Linked DNA regions of Homo sapiens: region 2 is linked to region 1. A link is a contact called in ENCODE Hi-C or POLR2A ChIA-PET data. All regions are on one chromosome and are shown on one strand. Each heading gives the region's core, a stretch centred on a gene start or an enhancer-like site at or near the end of the contact. The rest is flanking DNA. Distances are from core to core; before and after follow the strand shown. Region 1 holds the start of YPEL2 (yippee like 2). Region 2 has its middle 37 kb from the start of YPEL2.

The links. A loop is a pair of places that touch in the nucleus more often than their neighbours do. ChIA-PET counts read pairs that join two places held with the same protein, here RNA polymerase II (POLR2A). Pooled maps may share reads with other maps.
Region 2: a loop to region 1 is called in a map of gastrocnemius medialis, with 13 times the contacts of the local background. The contact joins the enhancer-like site here to the promoter of YPEL2 in region 1. A Hi-C loop is called at or near these places in 1 of 168 maps with a recorded cell type or tissue (gastrocnemius medialis) and 1 of 50 pooled maps. POLR2A ChIA-PET finds 5 or more read pairs at or near these places in 3 of 52 experiments (OCI-LY7, PC-9 and activated naive CD4-positive, alpha-beta T cell).

The regions. Positions count from the first base shown.
Region 1 is chr17:59,329,709-59,333,767 of GRCh38, forward strand. It overlaps YPEL2 (yippee like 2), which reads left to right and starts at 1,947. Exons shown (of 5, transcript NM_001005404.4): 1 at 1,947-2,116. RefSeq lists a silencer at 1,713-2,232 and an enhancer at 2,443-3,004.
Region 2 is chr17:59,293,122-59,297,095 of GRCh38, forward strand. No RefSeq gene overlaps it. Among named protein-coding and RNA genes, the nearest start is that of YPEL2, 37 kb to the right of the region's middle. Within about 2 kb of position 2,255, at least 4 of the 41 ENCODE cell types and tissues checked have a DNase peak (open chromatin) inside an H3K27ac peak, as active enhancers do; they include PC-9 and gastrocnemius medialis, where a contact is called at or near this core.

The DNA.
Region 1 (4,059 bases), core at 697-3,196:
CTTCCAGTCCCCTGCATACACACAGCAGGCCTGAAGGGGTCCTCAGAGCTCCCTCTGAAACCACTGTATCAGGCTAGTCTTCTTTAGCTAACGTTATCTTTTATTTAAACAGAAACAGTAGCCACCAGTCTTGTTACATAACATACCAATATCCTAGGGTGTTAAACTAATTCAGCATCTACTGTTAGGAAGTGGTGATGTGGCAACACAAATATTCGCTCACACAATATTGCGGAAACGTTGTAACAAACATGACTTTCTGGCCCTACTTAGAATTTCAGAGCTGGAAGGGACTTGAGATCATCCTATTTCAACCCTCCTTGTTTTAAACTGTGGAAACCTAGGCCTGGAGAGACAAAGAAACTTGCTCAAGAAGCAGATCAGGGCGAGACGGCAAGCTCTTACTAATCTAAAGAATCCATCACATCTTAGATTAAGGATTAAATGCTAAACAGTTCTTGTTTGTGATTCCTCTCATCTGAAAGCATTCCCCCCCCCCCCCCGTTTTAGACTCTCCAAACTAGTCAGTTGTGAACCAGGACATAGCCTTTGTTTACACTGAAACTGCAAATCTGAGGCTGATATGTCAGCCCCACAATACTGAGGTATTTGGGGTGTTTTGTTGTTTTTACTAACCTTGGTGACTGGATTCACATGCAATAGATATTAACTGAATACAATTTGGTTGACCAAGCATATTTTAAAAACAGCTGGGTGGAGATGCAGGTGAGCCAGCATTCTGGGTGTACGTGCAAACCAGTGTGTGGAAGGCGGAGAGTCAGCTGCACCTCCTGCAGCACCTCACATCCTGATGGCTGCACAGTAAAACACTAGTTTCCTTGGAGGAAGAGTTCCCAGAGGAACTGCGGAACCCCAGTGTCTTGAGCGAAAGGCAGGACCTGCTTTGTTCACCTTGTCCGTGCCAACATTCTTTATCAAACTGTCCTGTTTTCCTGCTGGGAAACTGCCCCACTCCACCCACCTGGTGCCTCCCTGGTTTCCTGACTGCCACGAGGTTATTTTTTAACCTGCTCTTCCTTGAAAAGCACCACCCCGGTGACCCAGAACGTGGACTCCTCCCCTCTGGTCACTCGGACCATCCCACTCTAATTACCGTCATCTGCCTCTGAAAGTCATGGAAAATTAGCAGCAATGGGGCGGTCTTCAATTCCACTAAGCCCCTTTCGTACTTTTAATTCGCCGAAATTACTAGCAGGGCAGAGAGAAGAGGGGAAATGCCTGGCTTCTGAGCAAGGCATGGGTGGGCTGGGTGCAACTAGCACTATCATTTTCTTTTAATTTTATTATTATTATACTTTAAGTTTTAGGGTACATGTGCACAATGTGCAGGTTTGTTACATATGTATACATGTGCCATGTTGGTGTGCTGCACCCATTAACTCGTCATTTAGCATTAGGTGTATCTCCTAATGCTATCCCTCCCCCCTCCCCCCTATCATTTTAAATTCAATTACCCGGGGCCTGAGGGCCACTTCTGGTAACTTAGGCTATGGCTTAGGGCGAGGTTTAAAACGTAAGAAAGGAATGACTATCTTGAGCCTCCAGGGAGATGCACTGCAAATCCCCCCGCCCCAAAATACAACCCAGGTTCTGGGAATCCCAGCCCTGCCCTGGGGACAAACCCCAAACTCAAATAAACGGCCTCCTCCTAGGCGCTGAGAGCCCACCCAGCTTTGGCACTCTGGGTCCCTGCCCTCCGGCAAGTTGCCGGGACGGGCGGGACCCTAACCAGCCGCTCTCCCCTAGCCCAGGCTGGGCCGGGCCGAGGGGTGGGGGAGTGGGCGGTCGGGGAAGCGGGGGGCGGAGTTCCGTCCTCTGATGATTGGCTCTGCGCGGATGGGCTGCGGCTGCGCCCGGCCAACCCGCGGCGTGTTGCTATGTGCTGAGCCGAGGGGATAGGTGCGGGGGCGCGTCCATCACGGGGTAGCCCCCGGCCCGGACCCGGAGGGATGCGGAGTGGCGGCCGCGGCGGTGGCGGAGACTGTGGCTTTAAGAGCGTGCCGGGAGCCCGAGCCCCAGCCGGGCCGCGCTTCGCCGCTGCGCACCCCAGCGGAGCCAAGCCCCACGCTGGCCGGACAGGGCCGCCTGTCGCCGGGTAAGTGCACCGGAGTGCGGCGCGGGCCGGGCGCGCGTGGGCGTGGGGCGCGCTGTCAGCTCGGGCTCTGGGTCCCCGGCCCCGGCCTCCGGACTCCCCCGGCCGGGCCTGCGCGGGGTTGGGGGTGCGGCGCCCTCGGTTCCGCGTGGGGTCCCCGTGGGCGCCGGGGACGGGGAGCGGCCGCCGGGCCACGTGACCGGTTTGTTTACAAACACTGCCGGGCCCGCGGCCGCTCGCGGAGGGAGCCCAAGGGCGCGGGACCCCCGGCCGGGGCGGGAGACGCGCGCCAGGGGCTGGGCGAGTCTGCGGGGCCAGGTTTGGGGCGGGGGTGCGGAGCTGGAATCGCCGCTTCCTCCTCCGCGTCGTCCCCATGGGTTCGGACTCCATGGGGTCCGGGTGGGGCTGGGGACGCCCTCCGTCCTCTCGTGACGCCGCGTTTCCCTCGGAGAGTCCTGGGGACACTTAGGTCCAGGGGCGCCGCCCTGGGGGCCTTCCACTGTGGGACTGGGCGCCCTCGAAATTTCTCGGAGCGCGTCGTCTGCCCCGACCCGGGTCGAGGTAACCGCAGCCGAGTTCCTCCCTGGCCGCGTCTCGGCGCCTCCCCGGTGTCCTTGCCAAGGGGGTGGGCGCGAGGTCCTGCCCGACGGAACGCGGGAGCCTCTGCCGCGAGCGCCTCCCCGGAGCTGGCGCTTAGGGGCGGCCCCGACCTTTCGCCACTTCCAGTTCACCCTGCTTGGCCGCCGACCTCCTCTGGTGTCTTTCCCGGAGTGGTGGGCTTTTCTCCGGTCTTGGGGGCGTGCGGGGGTGGGGGACACCTGTTCTTCTGGACTTCTTGTCCGGAAGATTGCTACCTCTGCCTTCAGTCTTAGCTGCGAGAGTTTAAAAAGCCAGGTGAGCGAGTGTCTTGTTTTCCTCCGCTTGGAGCGGAGCTGCACCCTCGCCCGCCCCCCAGTCCCGCCGCTGTGAAAGGCCCCAGAGAACTGCTCCGAAGCTTTGCTGGGGTTTTTGCTTTCTGGCCTCCTTGCTGATTTGCTGTCCTTGCAACTTGGGAGGCTCTTGAGTGAGTCCTTGCCTTTGGTGAATCTGAAGGCTAACGAGACAGCTGTCTTTTCCTCCCTGCCCTTCCTTCCTTGTTCTTCCTTGTTCCAAAGCATTGGGCAAGAAGGGTAGCGGTCAGCTTCCCTGTGCCTCACAGAGCATTAAAGATGCAAGAAGTTCAGTAAACCGCCTCACTGGCTCTGGGGTGGGACTTGATTTCACATGGTTATTGCTCCCCCGTGCTTTCCTGCCTCTGGGGGCCACAGGGCCTATGAATGGCTGAGTCTTGCCTCCGGTGAGGAACATTTTCATTCTTCTAAACTGTGTTTTGAGTGGCTGCAAGTTCTTTTCCCCAGAAACAGGCCCAGCCTGGGGAGAGCTGTGCAGACTTCCCCCTTGGCACCATCCCCTGTCCCCAGCTCCATGATAGGATCTCAGGCAGGAGTGCAGTGGGAGCCTCATCCGCTTCCTCAGTTGGGCTTTGCCGCCGCAGGTTAGCATTCAATGACAGCATTTCTTGGATCTGTCTTGATATTTCTGTGCTTGAACCAAAATCAAGAAGCTTAGAGTTAGGGGTGGAAAATGGAAAATAAACACCATGCGCGAGAAAACTGTTTTCCTTCTTCCCTCTAGGAGCATGGTTTTCAGACTTTGAGTGGGACCTGCACTGCATACAGGTCTGTAACTGAAATAAGTTTCAGAGAACAATAATTACCCTTACTCCCTGCAGTGTGCTCTGTTTTAAAGGTTTTTTTTTCTACTTCATTTAAAAAAATCAACTGCTGGTTATGACCCATTAATTTGATTTCCTGACCAAGCAGGTCCTGACCCATAGTTTGAGAAGCATCGCTTTAAGGCAGAGGTCCTCAAACTTAAATGTGTATAAAGATGACCTGGGTAGTGTT
Region 2 (3,974 bases), core at 1,005-3,504, 36 kb before region 1:
CTAGAGGTTGAAGATTTTATAAAGTATAAGATGCAGTCCCTACTTGCAAGGGATTGATGGGCAATTACACTTTGCAAGGCATTATATATATTACCTTACTTTATTCTTCATTCTAGGCATTAAGAGATAGAGCAGGCTGGACACTGTGGCTCACGCCTGTAATCCCAGCACTTTGGGAGGCCGAGGTGGGCAGATTACCTGAGATCAGGAGTTCGAGACCAGCCTGACCAACATGGGGAAACTCCATCTCTATTAAAAATACAAAAATTAGCCGGGAATGGTGGCACATGTCTATAATCCCAACTACTCAGGAGGCTGAGGCAGGAGAATCGCTTGAACCCGGGAGGCAGAGGTTGCAGTGAGTCAAGATGGCACCATTGTACTCCGGCTGGGCAACAAGAGCAAAACTCCGTCTCAAATAAATAAATAAATACATAAACAGAGAAATACAGCCTCAGAGTTCCAAGAATTGCTCAAGGTTGATCATCAAATAAATCACAGAGTGGAGTTTTCTGATGACATAGCTCATGATATATACAACAAGGATTAATATTTTGTACCTAAATTTAGAGAGAGCCTGGAGCTCTGATTTCTTTCTCTATATCTCCTTCCCTTTTTATGCTAGACATAAGGAAAATTTTATTCTGATAGTTAAGTACATTTGTACTTGATATTTTTGAGAACTGGTGGTGTTCTGGCTATTTCTCTCTTGAGACTACTTAGGCAACAATCTTAAAAAGATTTTAAATGATATCATAAAACTCCAAAGTATTTTTGTTGAAATTTCTGTGTCACAAAACTGAAGTACGCATTATTCAGTAGAGCAGAGATTTCTTACATTTTTCTGTTTGTCTAAAATATGTAGAGCAGGTATATAAATTCCACTTTCCTTTGGGTACTGCAGTGACGTACAGAAAGACCTTTTATTACACCGAGCTTCTGGAGCGCCAGAAACTCATCTTATCCACCTCTATTTCCATCTTTCCCAACCTGGCAAAATGCATATGAGGCACATGGCAGATGCTCATTAAAACTTGAAGTGGAAAAGAGCAAGAAAAGAGAAACTGAGTTATGGAAAGTCTCTTTTTGGGTGGACAACAACAACAGAATTCTTCAGGGTTAATATTTCAGATAATTTAATTAGTCCCATATTTGCAATTAGAAGAAATAGCTAAGAAATCTATGAACTTCCTTCAGTGTTTAGTGGGTGAAAAGAAAATAGCCTCCTTTGATCGAGACCATCCTGGCTAACACGGTGAAACCCCGTCTCTACTAAAAATACAAAAAATTAGCCGGGCGAGCTGGTGGGCGCCTGTAGTCCCAGCTACGCGGGAGGCTGAGGCAGGAGAATGGCGTGAACCCCGGGGGGCGGAGCTTGCAGTGAGCCGAGATCGCGCCACTACACTCCAGCCTGGGTGAAAGAGTGAGACTCCGTCTCAAAAAAAAAAAAAAAAAGAAAAAGAAAAAGAAAATAGCTTCCTTTGAGTAAGAGCACTCTGGTTTTTATTGTGGTTTGGTTTGGTTTGGTTTGGTTTGGTTTATTTTCTTCTCATATAATCAGCAGTCTTTGGGCCAGGCACGGTGGGTCACGCCTGTAATCCCAGCACTTTGGGAGGCCAAGGCGGGAGAATCATCTAAAGTCAGGAGTTTGAGACCAGCCTGACCAAATTAATGAAACCCCTGTCTCTACTAAAAATACAAAAAATAGCCAGGTGTGGTGGTGGGCACCTGTAGTTCCAGCTAGTCCGGAGGTTGAGGCATGAGGATTGCTTGAACCCAGGAGGCGGAGGTTGCAGTAAGCCAGGATCAAGCCACTGCACTCCAGCCTGGGCGACAGGGTGAGACTCTCTCCCAATTAAAAAAAAAAATTATCTGAGGTCGGGCATGGTGGCTTACACCTGTAATCCCAGCACTTTGGGAAGTTGATGTGGGAGGACTGCTTGAGCCCAGGAGTTTCAGACTTGCTTGGGCAACATAGCGGAACCCCGTCTCCTAAAATATCTATATATTTTAGTGTTTACAATGTGCTAGGTTCTATGGATAAAGTAGTGAAAAAGGCAGACAAGGTTCCTGTTCTGAAAGTCCATTCTGAAATTTTAATCCAACTTGTGTGCAGGTTGACTAAACCACCATTGTATTTTATCTGACTCAGCACGCTTTTTTTTTTTCGAGACGGAGACTCACTTTATTGCACAGGCTGGAGTGCAGTGGCATGATCTCGGCTCACTGCAACCTCTGCTTCCCAGCTTCAAGCGATTCTCATGCTCAGCCTCCTAAGTTACAGGCATGTGCCACCACGCCTGGCTAATTTTTGTATTTTTAGTAGAGATGGGGTTTCACCATGTTGGCCAGGCTGGTCTCAAACTCGTGACCTCAAGTGATCCGCCCGCCTTGGCTTCCCAAAGTGCTGGGATTACAGGCATGAGCCACCACGCCTGGCCTCAGCACTCTTTTTTATTAACTCCCCACAGAAAAGAACAATCTAAGAGCAGAAAACTTGAATGGCATCTGATTTTAATTGATTAAACGGATTAGTACTCCTTTCTTTTTTGGAAAAGCAATCATTCTCCTTTCTCTTGCCTGGAAAGAATAAATGCCAAGTGCTGAAGGTAAAAGCTATACACAGGCAACATTAACCATTTAGTCTCTGTGCTTTTCCATTTCCAGGATGTGTACTTAACTGCATTTTGGAAATATAAGTTCTTTCAACTGTTATTTCTGCCTTTTATACATCAGTGTAGTATTTATAATATTGAGATGGAAATATTAGAGAGGAGGTCCCATTATGTTGCCTAGGCTTGCCTCGAACTCCAGAGCTCAAGCTATCCTCCCACCTCGGCCTCCCAAAGTGTTGGGATTATAGGCGTGAGCCACTGAGCCGAGCCTTGAGCTGGGAATTGGCTTTTTCTGTAAAGGGCTAGACAGCAAATGTATCAGGTCTTGCAGGCTATAGGGTCTTTGTCACAACTACTGAACTCTGCTGTTACAGTACAAGAGCAACCATAGATCTTGCCTAAATAGATAAGTGGGGCTGTGTTCCAATATATATTTGCATTTCATGTACTTTTCATGTGTCACAAAATATTATTCTTCTTTTGATTTTTTCTAACCATCTAAAAAATATAACATCCATTCTTACAAACAGGTTGGATTTGGCCTGTGAACCATAGTTTGACAGTCCCTGCTACAAAGGACTGGTTAGTTCAGTTAATCAGGATCTGGTGATGAGGCCAAGGCTGTGGATTTAATCCTCATGTGAATGATCAAATTACCTTTGCACTGGTGAACATGTTGCAATCTCAAATTCCGCCCTCATTTCTTGCCGGTAACTTGAAGATGTGGGCCATTATTGTCACCAGAAGAAGCCAATAAAAGATGCCATTTCCTCATGCTTCCATTTCTAATATAGCTTACTGATGATTATCCACATTCAGTCACTGGAAAGTTTTTTTGTTTGTTATGTTTTTGTTTTTGTTTTTTTTTAGACAGCCTTGCTCTGTTGCTCGGGCTGGAGTGCAGTGGTGCAATCTTGGCTCACTGCAACCTCCACCTCTGGAGTTCAAGCGATTTCTGGATAATTTTTTTGGCATTTTTGGTAGAGACGGGGTTTCACCATGTTGGCCAGGCTGGTTTCGAACTCCTGACCTCAAGTGATTCGCTCGCCTCAGCCTCCCAAAGTGCTAGGATTACAGGCGTGAGCCACCACACCCCGCCACTGGAAAGTTTTTGAATTCTACTTTTTCAGAGTAGAGTAACACAAATTGTAACATGCTCCTCATCCCCATAATTAGAGCAGCTATAGGAAAACTGACTCATAAGCCTTTCAGATAATTATCCAAGAAAGTAAAACAGTAAATTTGTTGTGCAAATTTAATATTCATCTTGAACGTTTTATTGACCAAGATCATATCATTCTGTGAATGCCCTAAGCAATTCCGGTAGCCTTGCTCTGGGAGCAAGAGGAGTACTTTTGT